Regions from separate parts of the Homo sapiens genome. Here regions 1 and 2 are each linked to region 3. The links are chromatin contacts, found by Hi-C or POLR2A ChIA-PET in ENCODE. All regions are on one chromosome and are shown on one strand. The core of a region is the stretch at or near the end of the contact, and the rest is flanking DNA. Distances in the headings are between cores, read along the strand shown.

Evidence for each region. Hi-C counts contacts between places; a loop is a spot of excess contacts on that map. ChIA-PET counts read pairs that join two places held with the same protein, here RNA polymerase II (POLR2A). Pooled maps may share reads with other maps.
Region 1: POLR2A ChIA-PET joins it to region 3 with 15 read pairs in H1. The contact joins the promoter of PPT2 here to the promoter of ABCF1 in region 3. POLR2A ChIA-PET finds 5 or more read pairs at or near these places in 2 of 52 experiments (H1 and activated naive CD4-positive, alpha-beta T cell).
Region 2: a loop to region 3 is called in a map with no recorded cell type, with 9 times the contacts of the local background. The contact joins the promoter of BAG6 here to the promoter of ABCF1 in region 3. A Hi-C loop is called at or near these places in 1 of 168 maps with a recorded cell type or tissue (CD4-positive, alpha-beta T cell), 1 of 37 single-sample maps with no recorded cell type and 6 of 50 pooled maps. POLR2A ChIA-PET finds 5 or more read pairs at or near these places in 1 of 52 experiments (naive thymus-derived CD4-positive, alpha-beta T cell).

What each region holds. Positions count from the first base shown.
Region 1 is chr6:32,152,635-32,155,957 of GRCh38, reverse strand. PPT2 (palmitoyl-protein thioesterase 2) reads right to left here and starts at 1,817. Exons shown (of 9, transcript NM_005155.7): 1 at 1,554-1,817; 2 at 1,181-1,371; 3 at 775-928; 4 at 175-270; 5 at 1-87. The coding sequence starts at 1,363. PPT2-EGFL8 (PPT2-EGFL8 readthrough (NMD candidate)) reads right to left here and starts at 1,959. Exons shown (of 16, transcript NR_037861.1): 1 at 1,554-1,959; 2 at 1,181-1,371; 3 at 775-928; 4 at 175-270; 5 at 1-87. LOC100507547 (a long non-coding RNA gene) reads left to right here and starts at 1,593. Exons shown (of 3, transcript NR_037172.1): 1 at 1,593-1,669; 2 at 2,122-2,221; 3 at 2,786-3,156. It also overlaps a transcript of PRRT1 not described here.
Region 2 is chr6:31,650,860-31,654,118 of GRCh38, reverse strand. BAG6 (BAG cochaperone 6) reads left to right here and starts at 1,458. Exons shown (of 26, transcript NM_001387994.1): 1 at 1,458-1,695; 2 at 2,343-2,463. The coding sequence starts at 2,356. It also overlaps a transcript of APOM not described here. RefSeq lists enhancers at 850-1,429, 1,430-2,009, 2,010-2,589.
Region 3 is chr6:30,569,836-30,573,023 of GRCh38, reverse strand. It overlaps ABCF1 (ATP binding cassette subfamily F member 1), which reads right to left and starts at 1,582. Exons shown (of 25, transcript NM_001025091.2): 1 at 1,464-1,582. The coding sequence starts at 1,536. RefSeq lists an enhancer at 1,401-1,962.

The DNA.
Region 1 (3,323 bases), core at 568-3,067, 1.6 Mb before region 3:
AGAATTCCTGGCCCCAGGGGCTATAGCAGATCCGATAGAGGTTAGACCGCATGGAGGTGGGGAACAGCCACTTCAAGTAGTCCGTGTCTGGCAAGCGAATGGCAATGCTAAGTGACCATAAACCTCTGTTCCCCCAAAACTCAGGGCATTCTATGGAGTCTAGTGCCCACTCACCTCCATACTGTCCCATCTGTGGAGAGGAGAGGGAGATGAAAGAATCCACGTTGTGATCATCCATGACAGAAAGCAGAGCCCGGCACACAAGGCCCCCTGTAAGCAGAACACCACATTGGGCAGGCACTTAAGGACAGCAAAGCCAGCAGCACCCCCCACCCCCACCACACACACACACACACACACACACACACACACAGAGACACACACAGACACACACTGTACACAAAGGAGACTGAGGCTTACAGAAGGCAGGCACACCCTGTGCCAAAAGGTCACACATCATATAAGTGACTGAGCCCGAATTAGATGCTGGGCCTCCTGCCTCTAGTTCTAGGATGTTTTTACCTGCCCCATTAGCCCTTATGTCCAAGAACCATGGGTAACAGGAAGCAAAAGGGCAGCAGTGTAGGGAGCCTCCCTCCCATTCAAGACAGAGATGAGACCCAGGTGCTGAGGGAAGTCAGAAAGGAAGGGCTCAGGTACCAGGGTTGTGCCTGGAGCAATGTGGTTCAGAAAAAGGGACGCTAGGAAGTGTCCCTCAGATAAGGATCAAGCCTCAGATAGGGCTTAGGAGTTAGGGGCAGGGGAGTCGCCTACCCTGCGAGTAGCAGATGAGATGCACCCCTTGAGGGGCCTTTGCCATGATGGGGACCACAGCCTCTCGGAACCCTTGCACCTGTTCCCACAGGGGTCGCAAGCTCTCTCTCCCATCGAAGAGATCGAGCACTGTCACCACAGTCCCGGGGTGTGTCTGTGGGAAGGGGGCAATGCAGCCACCGGGGATAGGCTAAGAAGCTCCCACACGCCACCCCCTGGCCCGCGTCCACAGGTCTATTGTACCCTGCTAGAACCAGGGATCCCGTCCCCCAACTCTCCCCCACGCCAGCACCAGCTCCCTGAGGAACTGGGCAGGCCCAGAGGGGTGGCTTTCAGTTCCCCGCTCTCCCTCCCCTGCCACAGTAGACGCCTCTAACGCCCTGCACCCAGGTGTCCCCTGCCAGACCTCATTGATGTATTCCAGCAGGTGGCGGAAGCTGTACGAGCTGTCGAAGAGCCCATGCACCACGATGACCGGCTTGTAGGACGCGCGGTGGGGCGCGGGGGCTGCAAGCAGCAGCAGCGGCAGGAAAGGCAACAGAAGCAGGACCCACGCCGCGGGGAGCCGCTGCCCGCAGAGCCCCAGCATGCTCCCGCCTGAGAAAGGGGTGATAAGGGCATGTGAGGGAGATGGCAACACCCTCCTCCCTCGGAACAGACGCCCGGCAATCAAGCCACCTCCTCTCGCTCCCACACCAGGTCCGTGTCACAAAATAGCCTACTTTTAACTTACTCCAGCCCTCTCCCTACAAACACACCCCCCCACCACGTTGACGCACCAACGCGCACCCGAAGTCCCGCCTCCAACTCAGCGTTCGGGGGACTTGTTCTCTAGGTCCAGGATCTTCCTAATGCATCGCCTCAGCCATGAACAACGCGGAGTTCTTTAATACCCGTGAGCAGCAGCCCAGGCCCCTTGAAGAGTGCAGACTCCCACCTGGCCTGGGTCCGTAGGCCTCGCTCCACCCGCTGTTTACTTATCCCAAGTCTGGAACCCACGGTGGCGGGGGGAAGGGTGAGGAAAGAGAGCGCAGGGGAATGACGGATGGGAGGGGGAAGGGCGGGCTGCTTGGGGTCGCGCAAATCCGTCACGTCCGGGGCTTTCTCTGGCAACCGCGCGAGCGTTCCCCGCAACACAGACCCAGGACAGGAGGGGCAATGGAATATTCCATTGCGCCCTAGGTGCTGGGGAGGAAACAGGCGGAGCGATCCATTTAGGCCAGTGGGGAGAGGAAAAAGCAGCAAACATATTCTGGGAATGGAAAGAAGGCCTCTCCAGGCTTCGTTGCCCCCAGCGACCCAAAAGTCCGATTTCCCCGCCTTGATTCTCCCCACTTCCCAATACAGGCGTCTGGCTCCGCAGCAGAACACGAAGTTTGCATTCCCCAAGGGGCGGCCAGGGGGCGGACCAGGGAAAGGTAGTCCTCTGCATTTTGCCGTGTGCTGGGTGAGTGGCAGGGTGGCCTGGAGGGCTGATGCCAGCCCGGGCGTGCCCCTCAACACCCACCCCACCCCACCCTCCAGTCCGCCCCAGGTCAGCGACTTACAACTCTTCATTCTGAAGTGCGTGTAGTGCCCTTGTCTCCAGAGACGCAGAGAGTCCTCGAGGCCCCTTGAGCTAAGTGCAGCCTGGCCCAGTTTCTCCTGCCCTACTCTACTCCCCTCCCTATAAGCGACCCACCCTCAAGGGGCGGAGGGCGCGTAGGGATGCGCTGACTCATGCCCGCGTAATTTCGACCAGTCTTTCAACCTGAACGACCCCCAGAATCTGGCTGTCTGAGTTATCTGTGGGTGGCTCCCTACCGAAACCCCCAGGCGCCCCACCTCTCCGCCTGTGACCCCTAACCGACACCCTAGTGCCTCAGGGCTTTTACTTGCTAGGGCTTTTACTTAGCATTTAAAGACGTTTCTCTAGAGATAAGGATTTCTCAGCATGTCTGAGCCCCTCTCTCTGTTTACAAGGTCATTGCTTGGTCTAAATTTGTCTCAATCAAAACATTTTTGCGCTCAGAATGGTGTAGAGTGACGATGAGGTGGCGGTAAGGGGTTGAGCGCTCACGCGAACGCCTAAGTGACCAGAACGACTGGTGTGAAGCCGTGATCTGACTCTGTGGAGCCTGGGACTGGTTTCAGCGAGAGCCTCTGTACTGCTCTGTAGTCTCTGCTAGGACATGGACGAAAAGGGACGCAGCCGGGAGAGCGACTGCCCCAGGTGGGGGCTGGGGGGACGTAAGGGAAGAATAATAATTATCTGGCTGTGTTTTTGTTTAAAAAAAAAAAAAAACTGGTGTAAATCTCCATAGACTTCCTATCCTCGCTCCCTTCACCCACCCACGCGCTCCCAAGATGCAATAAGCAAATAAAAAGACTAATAACGCTGTACTGCAGGTCGACTCAGGAGCTGGAGATGCGTCTTGGTGGGAGGTGGTGGGTGGGAGTAGGGGGGTTTAGGGAATGGATCTGAACATTGACCAGCCCAGAGACTCTAAGCAGCCTCAAAAGCAAAGGGAAAGTGGGGGAACAAGCACACATTACCAACAGAGCTGCCA
Region 2 (3,259 bases), core at 209-2,708, 1.1 Mb before region 3:
CGCCCGCCACCACGCCAGGCTAATTTTTGTATTTTTAGTAGAGATGGGGTTTCACCATTTTGGCCAGGCTGGTCTTGAACTCCTGACCTCGTGATCCACCCGCCTCATCCTCCCAAGTGTGAGTCACTGCGCCCGGCCGAAAATTTTTGTAATAAAAAGCTAAAATGTGGTTAGGCACAGTAGCTCACACCTATAATCCCAGCACTTTGGGAGGCCAAGTCTGCAAGACCAGGCTGGGCAACATAGCAAGACCCCATCTCTATAAAAATAAAATTAGCCAGGTGTGGTGGTGTGCATCTGTGGTCCCTACTAGGGAGGCTGAGGTGGGAAGATCGGTTGGGCTCGGGAGGCAGAGGCTACAGTGAGTTGTGATTGCGCCACTGCACTCCAGCCTGGGCGACAAAGCGAGACCCTCTCTCAAAAAAATAAGCTAAAATGTTAACAGCTTTTTATTGGGGCAGTAAAGTACAAGTGCTCGATCTGGAGTCCTGTAGGCCTGGATTTGTCAATTCTGACACTTATGTTCGTCTAAGTGTACTCACTTAAAAAATGTTAAAAGCTCGTTAAAAGGCTTTTTAAAATAATACACAAAACCCGTAGTATATGGGCTGGCACAAGTGCTCATTAAACAGCTGCTTATTAGAACTCTTAACTAAAATATAACCAGGACCTGGGTATAAACTACGAATCCCAGAAAGGTTGGACACCCCAACAGCGATGTGTCTTTCTGGAGGACTCGCAGTTTCGCGGGGCCGAGGCCCTTGGCCCAGGGCAGGTTAAGAGAAGAGGGCACGGAGAGGCGGTAATGCCTCCACCCCCGGCCTTCGGAAGCACGCTGGCCGGCCTTTAAATTCCCCACGGTCAGGGTCTTGTCTTTCTGTCCACTCGGACTCCATTTGCTCCCAATTCTCAAACTCGGAAGCGCCTCTTTTCTTGACAAGTCGTGCAACTTAGTAGCACGTTTACTTTTCCTAAAACGTGTCATGTCCCCTTGGCCACACACCGACGAATGTGACGCCCACAGCCCTTAAAACGCCCACCCGGCAGAACCGAAATCTAGCCCAACCAAGCAACCGAGAACAAAATTGACCAGTGCCGCCCCCAAACGCCTACTGAAAGAGTAACTTCCGGAGGCACAGAAGAAAGGGCGCAGCGAGGGCAATAGGGTGGAGAAGAGTTTTAGCTGGCTAGGACAGTGCCGCCTGAAATTATCAGCCTGCCAAGATTTAAACATAGATGAATGTGGCATAATCCCCCATCTCCAAAGTCCAAGGTCCATACGACCGTCCATAGCCCCTCTCGAGGCAGTGGTAGAGTCCCAGCTGGTGACTGTTTTTCAGGCATTTACGGTAGCCACCTCAATCTTCTAGCGCTCAAGCGCGCGCACAGACGTGAACGCCGCCAGAGGGGGGAGGGGGTGGGGCGATGCTTAAGTGTCCACGCATCCGTAGTGCGACGCACGCAGGCGTAGTACGGTCCCCCGGGCGACAGCGGTGGCGGCTCCTCGGGGTGCTCGGCTCCCTCCCACCTAGGCCGGCCCCGGCCCGACTCGCCCTCAGAAACTCACTGTTTGGGGCTGCGGACTTTCTCGTCGTGCCCCACAAAAGTAAAGCTTGGGGACCTGGGGGGAGCCGGAAGTATCGCTTCGAGATCCCCAAATACTATCGGGGAAACGGAAGTGGCCGTCGGTGGCAGGTTTGGGGGAGACCGGAAGTGACGGTCCGTGGGGAAGTCGGGGGCGGAGCCGCGGGGTGGTGGGTGTGTGTGTGTGTGTGTGTGTGTGTGTGTGTGTGTGTGTTTGGCTGTGGGTTAGTTGTGCCGTTCTGCTGGAACACCGTGGGAAGGCAGTAGACGCGGGCAGTCAGCTAGCAGGTCTGTCGCCCCGTGAGTGCCGTTTCGGGTCTATAGTGAGTTAGGAGGGTTCGATGGGCGTGGCGCGCGTGCGCGAAACCACTTTCTCCGCAGAGTGTGGGGCGACCACCGCTTTCGCGTTGTCCCAGGATTTTCCGACCTCTGGGGCGCTTGTCCTGCCGTGACCGGTGATGACACTAGTCTCTGGTCTCGTGCTTCCTTCCTAATCTGACTGGCTCCCTGCTTATTGTGATTGGCGTCGTGGAGCCCCTCCCACCTCTCGTCCTCCAGCTCCCTAAGCCGTCGATCTCCTGCCCTTTGTGTTTCTCTCCCTGTGCCCCGGAATCAGAAGGGGGATGGGGACAGGTGTGAATGTGTGTGTGTGCAGGAGAAACTTTTTAGGTATTGGGGCAGGGATTAATGCTAGGGAGTCTTTCGGGTACACTCTGGTCTGGGCAACAGCGGGCCTTCCTTCCTTCGTTCTTCTTTAGAGACCTGTCGGCCATGGAGCCTAATGATAGTACCAGTACCGCTGTGGAGGAGCCTGACAGCTTGGAGGTGTTGGTGAAGACCTTGGACTCTCAAACTCGTACCTTTATTGTGGGGGCCCAGGTGAGACACCTCACTAGTTCTGGAAGACACCTTTAGCTTTTCCTCGTTTAGGCCCCTTAGCCTGAGAGATGAGCTTGATTTTCTGGTCACCAGATTTTCTTTTTTTTTCTTTTTTTTGAGATGGAGTCACGCCCTGTCTTCCAGGCTGGAGTGCAGTGGCGCGATCTCGACTCACTGAAACTTCCACCTCTTGGGTTCAAGCGATTTTCCTATCTCAGCCTCCTGAGTAGCTGGGATTATAGGCGTGTGCCACTATACCCAGCTGATTTTTGTATTTTTAGTAGAGACGGGGTTTCACCATGTTGGTCAGGCTGGTCTCGAACTCCTTACCTCAGGTGATGTGCCCTCCTCGGCCTCCCAAAGTGCTGGTATTACAGGCATGAGCCACCGCACCTGGCCTCAGATTTTATTTTTATTGATCCCTTTGTTCGTATTCCAGTAGAACGTTTTCTGATGTTTTGTGAGTGAGGCTGATTTTGTTCTGTCCTCCACATGGATAGAACTTAATGCAGAGGGAAATACAGAGGAAGGAAGAATCTGTGTGTCATCATCATGGGTGGACCCCAACCCAAAGGGACAGGCATGGCTCTGGCCTTTGGGAAGGGAAACAGCACAGGAACCCTAAGCAAGTGTGTCTTACTGATAGACATTGGTCAGGTCTATGCTGTGTTCTTAAAGGGTAGAAATCAGAACCCATAATGGAGATAGGTCCTTGATAGACTGTTGAGTGAAATTACTAATTTTTATGGCATAGCTTGAGTCTCTTGAGCTTAAAGCCTTGGACATAGCTATCTGT
Region 3 (3,188 bases), core at 333-2,832:
GGGCCTTCCTTCTTAATGTCTTTAGGATTAAACTCCTCGGAATGGCATCTAAAGCCTTTCATTATCTGTCTCCTGAGCATCTTTCTGACTTCATCACACTAGTCACCAGGCTCTAGTGGGACCAGTCAGGCTTGCCTACATCTCTACCTTCCACAAACTTCCTTGGCTTGGAATGCGCTTCCCCTTGCTAATTCACGATGATCTTTCAAGAATAAACTCTGGGGAGCAGATGTAGTGGCTCACGCCTGTAATCCCAGCACTTTTGGAGGCTGAGGCAGGAGAATTACTTGAGCCCAGGAGTTTGAGACCAGCCTAGGCAACATAGCCAGATCTTGTGTCTACAAAAAATTTTAAAAATAAGGTGTGGTGGTGCATGCCAGTAGTCTCAACTACTTGGGAGACTGAGGCAGGAAGATCCTTTAAACCCAGGAGGTGGAGGCTGCAGTGAGCCATGTTCATGCCACTGCACTCCAGCCTGGGTGATGGAGCTACAATGTGCCTCAAAAAAAAATACTCAGCTATTACATATTCTTGGGAGGCTTTGCTGACACTCCCTTACCTGTCTGAGTAGATGCTCCTCCTCTCTTCTACAGTCCCATAACATTCTTAAGCACCTTCATCATACTCTGACAACCACTGTCTGTCTGGTTAATGCTCTGACCCTTCACCATACTGGGTTGTCCCTTGAGGGAAAGTCTTATCTTTTATCTCTACATTCCCACTTCCTCCACACAGTACCTGGTATACAGTAGGCATCCAATAAGTGCTTTTAAAATTAGTTACTGTGTACCTACTGGGGTTAGTTGTGTCCATTTATGTCCCCCTTAAAACTGACTTCAACCCTGGGAGGATATCTTCATGTTTTTTTCCTTCCCCTCTCAAAGCACAGTATATAGAGTGCTTAATTAAAAACAAGCGCTTAACAAACTTTCGCTGCTTTTTAAGTAAACCTTAACCCTCATTCCAACATCAAAAATCTACACTCTTGCTCCAGTTGAGTGAGAGGGGTGTCTTAAGAAAGAAACCATGAAGGAGTCACCCTCTCTTGAGAAACAAGGGGGATCACAGGCTCCCAAGGTGTGTGTATGCGCGCGCAGGGGGAAGGGGAGGTCGAGGCAGGGCTCATATATTCCTGGTGGAATACAGTGTATGGTGGGGCGGATGTCCAAATTTTTTAAGCAAGGTTTTCCCATTTCTCCCCATCTCTCCCTCGGTGCCATATGCTCTTTCTTTTATCTCGCCCAGTCTCACTTAGGTCACGTGCGACATCTGGATCTCTTTCCTTTAACCCCGATTCCAAACCCACTCCTCCCCGGCAAACTCCTCCCGGGCCCACGGCACGCATGCGCAGTAACTCCCGCAGGGGCCCGGTCAGTCTCGTGCCCCATGACCCTCTCTTAAAACACGCGCAGTCTCCTCTCTCTTCCCCCTCTGCTCGTTTCTTCCTTGCCTACCAGCCTCACCTGATGGGCTCGTGCTCTCTCCGTCCCCGATCCACTCGGGCTCCGGCGGCTGCTGCTTGGGCGCCTTCGGCATCGCGGTGGCAGTTACAGCTACTGTGGCGGCGCCCGGTGCTATTTCCGCTTCCGGCGGCGGGGAACCCCGATGGGGCTGGCTCTCCAAGCTGGCGCGGCCAACCCCGCCCCCGGGCTGCGCACGTGCGAGCTTCGCCGTCATCTCGGGGGCGTGGCCCTGGTTCAGTGGAGGCGTGGCCTGCAATGACGGAGCGGGGCCGGCGTCCGCTTGCTCCAGTCGCGTAAACACATGGCGTTTACGACTGTCTGGGAAGCCTGACGCCGTGACCTCCCGACGCCGCGAGACTCAAGGAATGAACATAATAATTTCCTACTAGTATGAAGGAGTTGAGGCATACTGTTTTTTTGTTTGTTTTGTTTTTTGTTTTTTTAAAAAGCATATTCTAGTTTCTATCTGTAACTCGTTTCTAGTTCTGCCACCGCGATGCCGAAGGCGCCCAAGCAGCAGCTGCCGGAGCCCGAGTGGATCGGGGACGGAGAGAACACGAGCCCATCAGGTGAGGCTGGTAGGCAAGGAAGACACGAGAGGAAGGGGAAGAGAGAGGAGACTGCGCGTGTTTTAGGAGAGGGTCATGGGGCGCGAGACTGACTGGGTCATGGGCAGAAAAGACAGTGCAGACCAATGGCTAAGGGAGAGGTCTGATCGGTCCAGTGTTGAAATGTGTCACAAAATCCCGAAGTGTACAATTGTAAACAGGGAACTGGAGCCCAACATGCAGAAGTCACGGTGCAGTGGAGCTTCGGTTCATTTATTTTTTTTGGTAACAGCTTTACTGAGATATAATTGACATACAATAAACTGTACACAAAATAAAATGGCACCCAAAATAAACTGCAAAGTATCACTTAAATAAGTTTTGACCTGCATAAACCCAGTAAACTATCACCACAATCAAGACTTTGGTTCACTTCTAACTCTACCACTTAATATGGGAGCTTGAGCAAGGTGCTCCTGTAGTTCTGTCAGCTCTCAAACCACTACAATCATGCTTTTGTTGCCACCATTGTCTGAATTCACACTTGCCAAAGTCAACAGATCTGGGGCCATCCTACTCACTCTCCCATCAATGTTTGATAGACTTGGTCGCTCCCTCCCTCCTTTGTTTTCTTCAGGGACACTACTCTCTATAGGTTTCCTTTGCATCTAATGGGCTTCTCCTGAAGTCTAAATGTTGAAGTGCCTCAGGGCTAAATCTTTGACACTCTCCTTAATCTAGACTTATCACCTATCACCTCCTGACTTTAAATACCATCTATAACCAATGAAGATTCCCAAACTTCTCTTGCTGGCCCCCAACTTCTGCCCCGAGCTCCAGGCTCATGAATTCAACTGCTTATGGGACATCTTCTCTGAGATCTTTAATAAATCTCTCTCATACGTACAAAATGGAGCTCTTGTTCTTACTCCTAAAGCCTGTCTCTTCCAGGCTTCCCCATCAAGAAATTGCACCACAGGTCATTCAGTTATTTGGGCCAAAACTGAAAGGTCATCATCCTCTTTCTCCATTCCTCCTCCCCTAATCAATCCATCAGCCAGCTAAGTCTGCCTCATTTTTTCATTCATCTGTTCAACAAATATATTTATTGAGTGTATAGTATGTGCCAGGCACTCTTCTACGCTCTTGGGATACTACTGAATAAAATAAAGATCTC